Regions from separate parts of the Mus musculus genome. Here region 1 is linked to region 2. A link is a loop called in an ENCODE intact Hi-C map of the cell type or tissue named here. Cell type or tissue: left cerebral cortex. All regions are shown on one strand.

Region 1 (8,000 bases), 130 kb before region 2:
GAACTGCTCATTCACAGCAGTTTGAACAGCTTTGGTCTCAGGCTTGTTTGGAGTAAATTCAAAGAGTTTGTCTTTGTTTAGGACTATGTAATATAGTACCAAAGTAGAAAATTAGTAATTATATTCATTTATTTATGAAAATATAGTATCCATCTATATAATATATAGTAAATATGTTAAATTTATTTATTACTATGTATTTCTCTTGTCTATATAATAATTTAGAAAAGTTTAAAAAAAAATGAAAACTCAAACTTGACTCCAGAATTGTTCTCTATAGCTTTTTTGTGTATGTGTAAAAATACTCAGGAATGTTGCCCATGACTCTTGGTCAGGATGTGCCGTGATGTTGATGACAGCTGCTACCATGGTTTTCATACTGGTGACATAATCAAGCATGCATATATTATCTCCCTTGGAGTTACTTTTTAAATTGTGGATTTAAAACGGTCTCTAGAAATTATTGTATCTCACAAAAAATGTTAGAGGCAATAACTAGTTTCTTAATCAATATACAGTAAATGGGTGTGAGAAAGGACAGCTTTAATTTCAACAAAGAGACTGAGGCAGGAGCATGGGCCTGGGCCACATAGTGAGAGATAAACTGTCTCATAAAAGAAAGAACAGAACAAAACCAAAATAGCATAATGGAAAATAAAAGAGGACATTGTCCACTGTGCCAAGTAACAGTCTCTTCTGGTGGGGTTAACAGTGAGGTTTCATTTCTAGTTTATTTTTTCCAATTTTTTTCTATTCTTTTTGAGGCAGATTTAGAATTTATATTAAACAACCCTTTGCAGATTTACACTTAAAGTCAAGAGCAAAAGAGAAGCACTCAGAACTGAGTGTGGGTGTGAACTCCCTAAGATGCCACCAAATTCCTCTGTAACACATAGGGATTCCAGTAAAAAAGAAAATGGTTGTGCCTTTAGGAAAAGGATCTAGAAACGGGTGCAGTGTGGAGTGAGTGGTTTCTCTTTTATAACACTCTACCATTGGGACCCGAGAGATGACGCCATTGGGAAAGTGTTTTGTCACTTGAGCCTGACCTGATGACCTGAGTTTAATCCCCAATCTCCTTGGGGGGAAGAGAGAACCAATTCCTGCATGTTGTCCTCTAACATGCGTGCCAGAGCATGCATGTGTTCTCATGTGCATACATACTCATGCACACTAAAAATAAGGTGGAAACCTTTAATACCACCACTTGGGAGGCCAATTCAGGTAGATTTCTGAGTTTGAGTTCAGCCTGGTCTTCAGAGTGAGTTCCATGACCTCAGAGAAATCCTGACTCCAAAGACAATAGAAAAAAGAAATAATAATAATAATGTGGAAAATAATAAAGGAAAACACCCAGTGTTATTGACATCTGTGTGTACATGCAACCATTATACAGAGACATGCACATGAACACACACAAATGAAGTGAAGACATGTTGATCTCTGGTTCCCATTAATTTGTGCACAATAGCCTGTACATGTATGTTGAACTTGGACACACATGGATGTTATGCTTTCTATTAATTGCCATAATTTATGAGCTGATTATATATAGGAATAGTTTTTTTTTTTAAGATTTATTTACTTATTATATGTAAGTACACTGTAGCTGTCCTCAGACACACCAGACGAGGGCGTCAGATCTCATTTCGGGTGGTTGTGAGCCACCATGTGGTTGCTGGGATTTGAACTCTGGACCTTTCGGAAGAGCAGTCGGGTGCTCTTACCCACTGAGCCATCTCACCAGCCCCAGGAATGGGTTTTTAATAATGTTTTCATGTATTTATATAGTGTTGTTTTGGGTTTTTTGGTCTTTTTGAAATAGAGTTTCTCTGTATAACAGAGTCCTGGCTGTCCTTAACCTGACTTAATAGACCAGGCTGACCTTGAACTCACAAGAGGTCTATCTGCCTTCATCTCTCCTTCCCGAGTGCTGGCTGGGATTAAAGGCATGTGCCACCACACTGACCCGTATACAGTGTATTTTGATCATAACGTGTTCTACTCCAGACCAGTGATGCCTCTCCCTCTTACCAACCAGTCCCTCTTGTATGTCAGTGTCTCTTTCCCATTTCATGATCCAGTGAGCTTAATTATCACAATTTGTAATTCTTTGTTTTTTTCTTTTTCACTTTTATTTTAGTTTCCTAAAACATTTAGTTTTAGGAAGAATTGGGAGTTAATCAGAAGTATACATTAGAAGCAGGTAATGGGTTGGGTTTGGAAGAAGGTAGTGGTTGATGAGTATCGACTTACAGGAATGCAGTACACGATTAACAATCCTTTGTTCTGTACCCCCTTCCTTTAGCAGGTGCCCACCCAGGCTACAGCCAAGACTCGTTCTTCCCAATTTGGTGTGAACAACTTTCAGACTTCTTCCTCCTTCAGTGCTATGTCTCTTCCGGGTGCTCCCACTGCCTCATCTGGTACTGCTGCCTACCCTGCTCTCCCCAACCGTGGCTCCAACTTTCGTAAGTGCAGACAAGGGAGATAACAGGAAAATCAAACTACTAAAGAAGGAGGACTTGGCAGTTATGATTGTTTTCCCTGCGTCCTGCATGTGCTGACCGAATTATAAGGAAATGCATGGTCCAGGTCTGTTTGATTTTAAACAGCCTTGCATAGGGCCTGTTGAAATGGCTCATTGTGCAAAGTGCTCGACACACAAACCGGGTAACCTGAGTTCATATCCAGGAGAGAGCTGACGCCACCATGAGCTCACATGCACCATACACAAGACAGTAAGAATCTTAAGAATCATTATAAAAACATGGTATAGGAAAACCATTTAACTCCTGTAGTTAAAGACCATGTGAATCATTTTAATATGTATAACAATCTTACTTAATAGACTGCATATGTAAATGAACAAGGAATTCTTCAGAAATGCTATCTAGGAAATGAAACTTACTGTGAGACTGAGTTTTGAAAATAGAAGCAGCCCTGACCAGCAGAGAGAAGAGCAGAAGGTAGCATATGGAGACTACTGACTTACACGTAGTTGTGTGCTGGTTTCTCCTCTCCATTACAACTATAAATGCTTATTCTTATTTCTAGCTCCTGAGACTGGACAGACCACAGGACAGTTCCAGGCCCGGACAGCAGAGGGCGTGGGTGTCTGGCCACAGTGGCAGGGCCAGCAGCCCCATCATCGGTCTAGTTCCAGTGAGCAGCATGTTCAGCAGACACAAGCACAAGCACCTAGCCAGCCTGAGGTCTTTCAAGTGAGTGGGTAAAGACTTCAGAGAGAGATCGGTCAGGGAAGAGAGGAAGAAAGAAGCACATGGTATTGGTTAGGGCTGAACGGAATGAGACAGAGGATGCATGTCAGCAGTTGAAGCAATTATAAACATAGCCTGTAACCAGACCAGGCAGAGGTACTGATGGGAAGCAACATGCAAAGATGCTAAAGAAAGGTATTTTAATTTTATACAGAGATTTACATCTCAAAGTAGTAGTTATGGATTTAAATAGAAGAATACGAAAATATATGGAGTAGAACATACTGATCATAGCTATAAGTATCTGTTTCCTTTGAGGGGCCTGCAAGATTGAATGTGGTCATCTCAGAGAAGCCAGTCAGAAAGACCAAAGGAAGGCAACATAGGGTTTGATTGAGAACAGATGTGATTAGGCACATTTCAGATGTGCCTGTAGGAGTTAAATGAAATGTTGGCATGCATATTTCTTCAGTTAAAAATATTGAGTACAAGAAAAGAGGAAAATAAATGATCTCAGAGGAAGATAGAACAGAGAATGAGGAAAGAGTTCTCAGAAGAGGGAGGTTGAGAGAACTCGCCATGCAGACTTGTGCGGCTCAGGAATGGTGGTGGTGTGGGTGGGGGAAGGGGGTCCTGGAAGGGAACTCACTAAAATAAGGGTATGTGACCCAAGTCTACCCTTTTTCTCATTAGGAAATGCTGTCCATGCTGGGAGACCAAAGCAACACCTACAACAATGAAGAATTTCCTGATCTAACTATGTTTCCCCCCTTTTCCGAATAGAACTATTGGGGTGAGGATAAGGGTGGGGGGAAATCACTGTTTGTTTTTAAAAGCAAATCTTTTGTAAACAGAATAAAAGTTCCTCTCCCTTCCCTTCCCTCACCCCTGATATGTACCCTTTCCACCCCTTGACTTGCTGAAGAAACGTTATAGAAGAAATTAAATGAATTTCCCAGGCTTTTAGGATCCTCTGAAATTTTGAGGATAGGTGAGGCCTGAATTCCTGTCCTTATTTCTTCTGACCAGAAGTTGCACAGACATGATTTGTGCTGGAGTCAAGGGGCAGAACAGAAGAATCTGACAGGCACTAATTGGATACTGTGGCTTGTTTGGATAGAAATTCTGAATGGAGTGGAGGAAAGGAGAAATGCCCTCATCACTGAGGATCATGAAACACAGTAGGGGTGTGTGGAGCCTTGGGACGTGAGCAGTCTCCAGAAAGAGGCCTGAGAGAGAGCATGAACACTTATCTTTGTGAGTGAGTGAGTGAGTGAGTGAGTGAGTGTGTGTGTGTGTGTGTGTGTGTGTGAGAGAGAGAGAGAGAGAGTAAGAGACAGAGACAGATGGGGTGAGGGGGGCATTTGAGCTCCTATGTTTTGTTCCCTATTATAGAGTATATGCAAAATTTGTCCCAGATCTTCTTTGACTTTGTGCTTGCTCTTTAAAGTGTCCTAAGAAAATTAATTTTTTCAGGTATTTTTCTATTTAGTGTTGCAGCCAAAGAGTATTTAAATTAAGTCTTTGCTGCACTTAAATTCATACCCAGCCAAAATGGAACTTTAGGCCAACCCCCAGCCTTCTGTTGCTAGGGTTGGTCTCCTACAGACACAGTGATCAAGCTGGATGACTCCTGCTCTTTGGTGCTTTCAACTCATTGGGAAGAGCTGCAGATATTACCAAAATAGGCTGGCTACATGAACACTGTCAGAAATCCCAGACTTGCCCACAAGGATAATGCTGCATTTTTCTGTCAGAGTCACACATGTTTTTCTGGAGAGGTTATTTCTGCATGGAAACTCAACTTCTTGGATTAGCTATCTTGAGTGAAAGTCCTCACTGACGAGTATGCAAACCAAATAGCCTCCTGCACAGTAGCCTCTCCTTCCTGTCACCAAAACAGTTTTAGGTCTGCTGAAGTCTGGTGTTCTTTGCTCCTTCTGCAATCTTGAAATTGGGGTTTGCTTTAGAGCACAAACATAAGTCTGTGTTAGGTGGACTTAAATCCCAACAGGGTCACTTGATAATTATAGCCATAGAAATGCAGATGCAGGTAACTGCTTTTACCCTTTACCGTCCTCAGGTGAGTCTCCTAGATCAACAGCCTTTTTTTTTTTTTTTTTCCTTAAACTGGCTCCTGTCAAAGATTAAGTTAATATGGAAAAGACCTCTTATGTGTATTGATGGGGCATGAGGAGCCCAGGCAAGGAGAGGCTCGTGGAGAGGCTGAGGGAATGTTACTAAGTTTCCCTCCGTTTGTCTCCAGTCTGGTGCCAGGCAGTAGAGTGGAAAAGGAGGCTATTTTTTTATTCTATGTGCACACATACAGTATACATATATATTTATATCACATTTTACTGAACCAAAAAGTTGGGTTTCCAATAAAATACTTGTTTTTTAATAACCGACTTGTTTTTAACTGTGATCTGAACTATAATGTACAGTTATTACAGGGCTTCTGAAGAAGGGGGGGCGGGGAGAAGCTTCTCTGAGGGGCTCGCTCTGCTTTTCCTTCACGGTTTTATTTTTGATTGTTTTTTCTTGTTGCCCATCTGTGCTAAGCCTTAACTGTGGCAAAAATAATGACATGTAGCAAAGATTTTAAAACAAAGTATTTTTTCTTTTATAAATTGTGTTGTGTTGTGTGATATTATTGATTGCGGCTCCCTGACCCCTTTACAGACATGCACAACTAAGCATTCATAAGTGAGCTCGACACACACAGGCACAGAGCGTAGTTGAATCTTCATTTCAAGACTCAGAGCTCACAGGGCCCTGGTCACTTAGCCCTGTTCTCGTGTACCCACCTGATCCTGACACATCAGGAGTAGTCAGTAGACTACTGCTCACACTGTCTGGGAGTGGGGGTTGTCTCATCTCACAGAAGTTGCTGGGGAGTGTTCTTGGATTTGAAGCCACTATGGGGCATCCTGATGTCTTTCCCCAGTGTGTTCTCCCAGTTAAAAGGAGATGAAGGGATTGTGAGCTTTAAACAGTTCAGATGTGGATCTGGGCTCTCTCTACTCAGGTGGTACATTGAGATCCTGGGGTCTAGAAATCCTGGGGTCTGTGCCAGGAATCCAGCTAGGAACTGAATCTATATTTGTGGTAATATCCTTTGTGCTTCACAGTCCCTCATTTCCTAATTCCTCACATGTGTTTATGGAAGTAAATGGAGTTTAGGGTGTGGTTGGCCAAGTCAGACTCTTATGATCTGTCACATGCCTGGATTTTGGGGAAGCGCTTGGAGACTCTTGTAACTGGACCTAGTTTGGGATTTTAATGATTGAGATGCAGTACTCATCAGACATTCTACCACCCGAGAGTCTAGCAGTAGAGTCCCACGTGTATCCATTAATGTAGATTCAAGTGTTGTAAATAATTAGGTGCTACATTGGGTCAGTTGTCTTTCCTTACTGTCATGTTGGGTGTTGATCCTTGGGCCTCATAATGTTAGGAAAGCCCACCACCGCTGAGTCATGTTCCTCAACCCTCTTTTAGCTTTTTGTAAATTACTTTTATCCTCCATTTAAGCAACTAGAATCTTTTTGTAAAGTTTATGTATATGAGTACACTATCTCTGTCTTCAGACACACCAGAAGAGGGTATCAGATCCCATTACAGATGGTTTTGAGCCACCATGTGGTTGCTGGGAATTGAACTTAGGACCTCTGGAAGAATAGGCAGTGCTTTTAACTGCTGAGCCATCTCCCTGGCCCTGTAGGGCATTTCTTAGTGGTTGATGGGAGAGAGCCCAGCTCACTGTGGATGGTGCCATTCCTGGGCTGGTGCCCCAGCCGTTGTTATTTTTAGACAGGATCTCACTAAATTGCCTAGAGTAGGTTGACCTTGAAAGTAAGTTCTTACTTAGAGACGTCTCACTGTATGGCTCTGGCTGACTTTGGACTCACTCTGTAGACTGTTGTGGCATTGACCTCACAGAGAACCATCCACCCCTGCCATCCAGTGTGTATGTTGAGGGGACAGAGGTGTGCCCATAGCCAGTGATGGCTTTGCTTTAGCTTCCTGAATATCTGGGATTACTGCACTGTCTCACACACGTGACTTTCTGGCCACTTTTGAACCATCTCACCTGGACTTTGTGGGCAGCTCCTCCCTTGATGTACAGCCATAATGGGTTAGAAAAACTACTCCATGCCCAGAAGCAGTTAATAGCAAACAGTCACAAAACGGTTTTAAATGTTTAAATTAGAGCCTTACATTTCTAGCCTTTCCTCCCCTCTCCCTCACTCCACCCCCATCATCTCAGAAGAGGATCTGACACAACGTTGGAAATGGTGCAGAGTAAGGAGGTGGGTCAGAACTAGATGAGTTGAAAAGATGGAAATTGCCAGTCAGACATTTTGAGGAAGAATGGAGACAACTAGGGCTGTGTTCTTAAATCTCCCACCAAAGTCTCAATTTGAATATTGTGCTATCTTATTTTTGCCCCCCAAAGTCAGTCAGATGAAACTAAACACTTAGCAGCTATCCACACTGGCATATGATACTGTATACACACATTGTGCAAATGTGTGTCCTTCCTCCCTAACCCCTCCTCCTTTTCATCCTATCCCTGACTCCCTCCCTTATCCAGATTTTCCAGCCACTGCTGGAGTTGACTTCCGCAATCCTTACCGAATAAATCTAGCACCCTTAGTCTTCCGCTCACAGTAGCCACGCTTCCTATCCGAAAAGAGCCTAGCGAACAGATTCTCAACAGCAGGTAACATTTTTAACTTCTGGATCTTTTAGCGTCTTGTTCCTACCAATTAACCT
Region 2 (8,000 bases):
CGAACTCAGAAATCCGCCTGCTTCTGCCTCCCAAGAATCGTGACTCTTAAAGCTTAATTAATCAATCAGATTTATATATCAATAATATCACAATTTACAAGATGCCAATGCAATAATTTCAGAGCCAATTGATAATGATAAAAGCTTTATCCCAATATTTCTAACCTTGTGAAATCATAGCTACTTGTGACTGGTAAATGCCACACAGGTACATACATGTCCAAAGCCATCTTGGTTCTTCTCCCTACCCTCTGGGGCATTCCCTCTCTCTGCAATTCTTAGCTCCGCCCCCTTTTTCCTGTCCAATCACAGACCTCCTCTGCAGTAATGTAATAGGACAGGGAAAATCCTGCAACAGCCCCCAATCCTGTCTGACCAAAAAGTTACCCAAAACCATTATTGCCTGTCCCTTGAATTCCAGCACTTGGAGGTAGAGGCAGAGAGGCAGGTGGATCTCTAGGGGTTCAAAGCCAGCCCTGTCTACATAGTGAGTCAGCAAGGGGCTACACAGTCTCAAAAAATGAAAAAGTCATGGGCAGTACTGTTATTAAATAGACTTTGTTATATTTTGTTTAGTATACCACAAGAGAGCAATAAATTGTTACTATGGAGATAGTGCCTGTAGCCATTCCTTATTTTTTCTTTTTCCTGTTTTGCGACAGGGTCTAGCATTGAATTCACTATGTAGGCAAAGATAGCCTTGAATTTGTGACCTTTCTGCCCATGCCTCTCAACTGCAATAAATCCAGGAATGGGCTGATGCTCAGCTGTTAGGCCAGTTTCTCAGAATATAAGTATGTAATACTTGTTGATTAATGTCACTCTTATGAGGTTCAAGTCAGCAGGTAAGAGCACTGACTTTTCTTCCAAAAGTCCTGAGTTCAAATCCCAGCAGCCACATGGTGGCTCACAGCCATCCATAATGAAATCTGACGCTGTCTTCTGGTTTGTCTGAAGACAGCTACAGTCTACTCATGTATAATAATAAATAAATCTTTAGGCCTGAGCAAGCAGGGACTGAGCAAGTGAAGTTGACCGGAGCGAGCAGGGCTGACCAGAGCAAGCAGAGGTCCTAAAATTCAATTCCTAACAATCACATGAAAGCTCACGACACTTTTTCCAGCCTCCGCCTCGGACCCTGCAGCCGCCGCGATGTTGATGCCTAAGAAGAATCGGATTGCCATCTACGAACTCCTTTTTAAGGAGGGCGTGATGGTCGCCAAAAAGGATGTCCACATGCCTAAGCACCCCGAGCTGGCAGACAAAAATGTGCCCAACCTTCATGTAATGAAGGCCATGCAGTCTCTCAAGTCTCGAGGCTACGTGAAGGAACAGTTTGCTTGGAGACATTTCTACTGGTACCTTACGAACGAGGGCATCCAGTGTCCCCGAGACTACCTGCACCTACCCCCGGAGATCGTGCCCGCCACCCTGCGCCGCAGCCGTCCCGAGACCGGCAGGCCTCGGCCCAAAGGTCCAGAGGGTGAGCGACCTGCAAGATTCACAAGAGGGGAGGCTGACAGAGACACCTACAGAAGGAGCGCTGTGCCCCCTGGAGCTGACAAGAAAACTGAGGCTGGGGCTGGCTCGGCCACTGAGTTCCAGTTTAGAGGCGGCTTTGGTCGTGGACGTGGTCAGCCACCTCAGTGAAGTTGGAGTTTATGTTGTATTGAATAAACTTTAAAGAAAAAAAAAAAAAAAGCTCACAACAATCAGAACAGGTACAGTGTACTCATATACATAAAATAAATCTTTTTTAAAAAAGACTTGAACCCCACCCAGTATTTGGGAGGCAGAGGCAAGCAGATCTCCATGATTGTGAGGTCAGTCTGGTCTACAGAGTAAGTTCCAGCAACAGCCAAAACTGTTACATGGAAAAACCAAAAAGGAGAGGAGGAGGAGGAGGAGGAGGAGGAGGAGGAGGAGGAAGAGGAGGAACAGGAGGAGGAGGAGATGATGAGATAATGGCTTAATTTGAAAGGCGGAGGCTGCCCTATGTGTGTATTCATATAAAAGTAATACAGTCCTATCTACTTGATAGATGCTCAAGAACTACTCTATTTCTTTGGTTGCCTTTCGTTTTTGAGACAGGGTTGCACTGTGTAGTCTTGGTTTGCTTCACACTCGAGATACTGTTTCAGCGTCCTTTGTGGGAGTATTATAGACAGGAACCATCACACAGGTTAAGAACTATTATTGAACTATGGCTTTGTTTACATTAGCTGGTATTTAATATGTGTTAAATGTTTACCATGTGCCTAGAACTACCATCTTAAACTCAAGAAATTATGTCTCCACAGAGTGACCCTTAACTGTTAGCATCCTGTCTAAGCTCCACCCCACAGTTACCTGGCAACAGCCAGGAAGGCCTGACCCACTATAAAAGGTGCTGTTTGCCCCTCTAGGTCTCTTGCCCTCTTGGTCTCTTGCTCTTCCCTCTGTCTCCTTGTCCTTCCCCATTCCTTTCCCCCCTTTCCCACGTGCTCACGGCTGCCTCTACTTTTATAATTCTCTACTCTCTCTGCCTTTCTCTACCTCTACTACCCTCTCTCTTGACTCCCCTCCCCATGCCCTGAATATACTCTATTCTATAGTCCTGTGGCTGGTCCCTCAGGGGGCAGGGATGCCTTAGCATGGGCCTGCTGAGGTACCCCCTTCTCCCATACCTCACTGTTGGTATTCTGTCTGGACTCCACCCCCCACAGTTACCTAGCAACAGCCTGGTAGGCCTGGCCCACTATAAAAGGGGCTGCTTGCCCCCTCCTCTCTCTCTTACTTTTGCCTCTTACCCTTTAGTTCCCCCTCTTCCCCCTCTCTCCCCATTCCCTTCTCCTTTCTCTCCATGTGGCCATGGGCTACTTTCTCCCTCTCTCTGCCTTTCTCTGCCTCTACTACCTTCTCTCTCTCTCTCTCTCTCTCTCTCTCTCTCTCTCTCTCTCTCTCTCTGGTTTGTTTGTTTGTTTGTTTGTTTGTTTGTTTTCGAGACAGGGTTTCTCTGTATAACCCTGGCTGTCCTGGAACTCACTCTGTAGACCAGGCTGGCCTCGAACTCAGAAATCCGCCTGCCTCTGCCTCCTGGGTGCTGGGATTCCACCATGCCCGGTTCACTACTACCCTCTCTCTTAACTCCCCTCCCTATACCCTGAATAAACTCTATTCTATACTATACCGTCATGTGGCTGGTCCCTCAGGGGGCAGGGATGCCTTGGCATGGGCCTGAGGCACCCCCTTACCCCATACCTCACCACACCCCCATAGAACATAACCTTATACTTCTCTATATTTCTATAATCACAACACTCACCACAACTCCATAGAACATATCTCCCTTTATGTTTTTATAAATACATCATTAACAGTTATAATTGCCTACATAAGGACTAAAGTGTGAATGAAAACCTTACAAGAAAACTCAAGTCTCCTACAAGCTAGCACTGAGTCCTGGAAAACTGCTGAATATCAGTTTGTCTTCCAATTTTAATTTTTGGTCGTGGGTAACTTGTTCTAACACCGCTCAAGGCTTGAGCCTTTGCACCAGAGAATAAAGGATTTCTATGTTAACCCGGCTCGGATGCAACATTCAGCGACTTGCCCAGGATCTGGCTAATAAACTGAACACAGCTTCAGCCCACCCAAGAAGCAAAAATACCAAAGCTTGCTGTCCTGCCCCTAAGGTCCATGCAGGCTTTTAATTGGTTCTGTGGCTCACTCTCTTTCCCGGTTGGTGTTCTAGCTTGCCTGTCGCTCTAAAGAATCCGCCCACCTCCGGCCAACGCTTATTGGTGTGTCGTTACATCATTGCCCCGTCAAGCCCACTCTCATTGGCTCTCATAGGAGGGGGCGGTCTCAACGTCACGGGCTTGAGCCGCCATTTTGACTGAGCAACCATAGTGACAGGAGCCGGAGCAGCAGCTCAGGTTGTCCCCGTTTCCCCTCCCCCTTCCCTTTTCCGGCTGACTTCCCGGGCCCTGCATTACACAGTCCCGGTTCTGCCATGTCCCAGAAACAAGAAGAAGAAAACCCTGCGGAGGAGACCGGCGAGGAGAAGCAGGTGAGGAGAAGGGGGGACCGGGGGTGGCCGCGCGGGCGGAATACGCCCCCGCTGCCGCTGATTGGCCGCCTCTGCCTCAGGCTGTACAGGGGTTGGCCACTACTAATGTCGCGCAGGCTGCATTTCGGCGCGGCCTAGTGCCCTGATGTCGATTAGTCAAGCCGATTGTCAATCTGTGGGCTCCCCTTTCTTATTGGCCAGTAGGCCTCTATTCAGTTCATGGAAGCCGTTCTATAATTGGGCGAGCTCTGGCGTGGGCGGGTGTTTGGAAAGATGAGGCGAATGAAAGGGGGCTGGATGGTGGTCCAGAGCTGTAAATGAGATGTTTGATTAGTAAAGATAAATACCAGACTGGAGCTCATCCTTCATCCACAGCAAGATAGAGGTCAAAGTGAAGACATTTAAAATGAACCAGCATTGGGGGAGGGGAAAAGAGTAATTATTACCATGGGGTAAGTTCAGGTGGCAACTTCCTTAGACCTGTTTGGTAGGGATGGTTTGTTGTTCACCGTCAGTGACTTATAGATCCGCTCGAATTTCTCCGCAGTGGGATGTGGTCCACCCACCATCGCATTATGAAAACACTAGTGCCAAACCCCTTCTTCGACACCATATTTGAGTTACTTAACACTGAGCTCAGGGACTCATTAAATACACTTAGTGTTATCTCTGACCCTGTTTGTCAAGTGAAAATACACTAGCCAGGAGATGGTGGCGCACGCCTTTAATCCCAGCACTTGGAAGGCAGAGGCAGGCAGATCTCTTGAGTTCTGAGTTCAAGACCAACCTAATATACACCAAGAACCCCTCTCTCAGAAAATATAAAAATAAAAACAACAAGAAAAACTAATGGCATGTTGATTTCTGTTTTCAAGTATATTACTCTGGTAAATATCTTTAGAATAAGCCACATGCCTAGCGTCCTCCACAGTGAGACCATATTGCTTCTTAGAGTGTGAATGAGGAGGGAGCCTCTCAGCAGACAAAAGCTCCCCTGACCTGTAGGACAGCCAGGAACTCTAGTAGTTCCTTTTTTATCTTTCCTGAGTGAGCTCTGGCTTGCTCTATGGTTCAAGTATCATGTTGAGATACTACCTTTAACCTAGTGTTCACAGGTCACGGGTGATTCCTTGAGTGTAATATAAGAACTAACTTGTTTTTCTTTGCTTGATACAGTTATCTTGAGCTTAGGCATTTGAACAAAGGTCTAGCTTTTAAGAGTAGAGGAGCAGGAAAGATTGGTTAGGAACACTCATTGCAGAGCACCTGGGTTTAGTTCCCAGCCCATGGTAGCTCACAACCATGTACAGTTCAGTCTAGGAAACCGGGCCCAGACTGAACTCAGGGCACTGGGCATCCATGTGGTACACAGCCATAGCCATACGAGTCTGCAGAATACATGCACATAAAATAAATAAATCCTTAAATAATACACACACTCAACAGAACAGAGTGTAGATAGCATAATTACAAACAGGTAGACCTCTAAGAAAATTTGATAATACAAAGGTTATCAGATATTAGAAGTCATTGTTTTTCAGCCATTAATTTCACTTGGCGTGTTTTCTTCAGGATACACAGGAGAAAGAAGGGATTCTCCCTGAGAAAGCTGAGGAGGCAAAGCTAAAGGCCAAATATCCAAGCCTAGGACAAAAGCCTGGAGGCTCCGACTTCCTCATGAAGAGACTCCAGAAAGGGGTATGGGACACCCTTATACTGTGGCACCTTGGATGAAGTCCGTAGACATTCTACTGCATGTTTTTCTGTAGCTTTGGTTATTTAGCAGTAGTAAAGATAAATTAGAAACTTGGAAAGAGAAAAGCAAATTATGTGAATCTCTGCAATGATGTTACTTCCCTTCTAACTATAGGAAATGAAGGATTAATGGTGGGCATTTGGGTAGGTGGCAGATGGGGACTGAAGGAAGGATATTAGATACAGAACACCCAAATAGTTCAACTTGCAATAAGGTTCTTTAGTCTGTTAAAAGCTGGCATTACACACTAACCATGCTCCTCAAGAGACTATTGTAGCTGAGTGTGCTGGCTAGCATCTGTGATCTCAGCGCCTGAGCTGAAGCAGGAGGATAACCACACATGCAAGAACAGCTTAGGCTACATAGTAAGTTTTAGAATAGCCAAGGCTAGGCTTGAGAGACGGATCAGAAGTTGAGAGAGCTGGGCTGCTGTGTCCAGAAAGGCAATATTTGGTTCCCAGTACCCATATCAGGCAGCTGGGACTCCAGCTCCAGGAGGTTGTCTGGCTTCCATGGACACATATACAAACATAATTCTTTTAAAAGATTTTGTAATTATCTTTAAAAATTAAAAAAGTGCATGCCGCCGGGCAGTGGTGGCGCATGCCTTTAATCCCAGTACTCAGGAGGCAGAAGCAGGTATATCTCTTGAGATTAAGGCCAGCCTGGTCTGCATAGTGAGTTCCAGGGTTTTTTGAAACCTGTCTCCAAAAAAAAAAAGTAACACAGAGACAATTCTTTTTCCTGTACAGAATGATAGAGGATGTAGCTCATGGGAAAGCACTTGTCTAGCCTGGGTTTAACCTATAAGGCCACAAAAGTGAAGAAACAGCAGCTGGAATGGCCTTCCTTAGCAGTGGAGGGCTGCCTTCACAGCCATCTCCTTCGTGGTCAGGTTTCTCCCTACCATGAGCTGACAGCAGATTATAAGGACAAAGCTGCAGTGTAAAGATGAGATGGAGAGAGAAGCAGCCTCCTGTGGAGAATCCCAGGTGCTCAGTCTTAGTCACAGATGACAGTGTGATGTTGAATTGCAGCTCCTCTTGAGGCGAGCCAGGCGTAGGCAGACAGTCTCACCATGGAACATGTGTGGGAGTGGTGGGAGTCTGGAAAGCTCACTGCCTCACGAGCAAGCCCAGTGCCTAATCCTGCTCTGAGAATATTTTCTAACTCTGATAGTCGGTTTCTGGTTGGTCTCTAGCTGCTGGTAGACCCAGATTGATTCTTCTTGAGTCTTATTCATGCTTTTCCCCAGCACCAAGGTATTGCTTTGGCACCTAGCTGTTACGAATGAAGTAAGTGATTGTAATTGAACCTTCTAGTACTCAGTAAGGTACAAAAGATACAGGAGTTGTCACCTAGGTTCAGGGACACAGCTGCCCCTTATGCAACAAAGGTACATGTTTCTGCTAGTAATCTGCTTATATTCTGACAAGGTCAGAGCATGCTGGGAAATGAACTTACAAGTGAGTAATGTGGACTGTGTGCATGGGGAATACTTAGACAGCTGAGGTAGGTGGGAGCTTATGCTGACGGTAGACAGTGAGTCTCTGCTTTTGGAGAACACCAAGGTTGCACATTCATCTAAACCTCGCTCCTGTCTCTTAGCAAAAGTACTTTGACTCAGGAGACTACAACATGGCCAAAGCCAAGATGAAGAACAAGCAGCTGCCAAGTGCAGGAGCAGACAAGAACCTGGTGACCGGTGACCACATCCCCACCCCACAGGACCTGCCCCAGAGAAAGTCCTCGCTCGTCACCAGCAAGCTTGCGGGGTAACCTGGGCCCCTCTCTTCCCCTTCCTCACCCACTGGACTGTTATATATTGTAGGCAGGGAATGGGCACCTAGTCAGAGCTCAGCTTGCCATCCAGGGGAGACATTCTGCTGGGGGCTTAGGTTGAAGATGGGCTCTGAGTTCATTTCTTTGGGTAAATTGAAACTTGTACACCCTCATGATAGCCCAGTAGAGACCCAAGAGTAGGAAAGACTAGGAGTGCAGAGTGCTGCAGCTTTTCCTGTGGTGAGAATGTGGAAGATGCAAGTTCTCCTGTTGGAGGAGCAAGTCCTTAGACGGGCTATCGTGGAGCAGTGTGACAGGTTCAGTGTCCCAAGGCTGAATTGACATGCTGAGAAAGGTAGAGTGAAGGAGATGCTCTCTGTGCTTCTAAGTGTGCTGTCCCTTAGGCCTCTG

What was found. A loop is a pair of places that touch in the nucleus more often than their neighbours do. Peaks named below come from ENCODE experiments on the same cell type or tissue, not always from the same donor. Only the 100,000 strongest peaks of a DNase experiment are listed, where the experiment ranks them.
Region 1: a loop joins it to region 2, with 2.8 times the contacts of the local background. A loop is called at or near these places in 2 of 42 quality-filtered maps.

What each region holds. Positions count from the first base shown.
Region 1 is chr3:95,491,390-95,499,389 of GRCm38, forward strand. It overlaps Arnt (aryl hydrocarbon receptor nuclear translocator), which reads left to right. Exons shown (of 22, transcript NM_001037737.2): 20 at 2,309-2,471; 21 at 3,058-3,224; 22 at 3,915-5,851. The coding sequence ends at 4,004. Ctsk (cathepsin K) reads left to right here and starts at 7,821. Exons shown (of 8, transcript NM_007802.4): 1 at 7,821-7,947. In left cerebral cortex, CTCF peaks have their summits at 3,094 (motif pointing right) and 4,966; DNase peaks (open chromatin) are centred at 398, 886, 3,091, 3,718 and 3 more places; H3K4me3 peaks cover 119 bases; H3K27ac peaks cover 2,043 bases.
Region 2 is chr3:95,621,126-95,629,125 of GRCm38, forward strand. Ensa (endosulfine alpha) reads left to right here and starts at 3,855. Exons shown (of 4, transcript NM_019561.2): 1 at 3,855-4,051; 2 at 5,624-5,749; 3 at 7,416-7,582. The coding sequence starts at 3,995. It also overlaps the pseudogene Rps10-ps1. In left cerebral cortex, a CTCF peak has its summit at 4,132; DNase peaks (open chromatin) are centred at 3,783, 4,188 and 6,873; H3K4me3 peaks cover 4,693 bases; H3K27ac peaks cover 4,584 bases.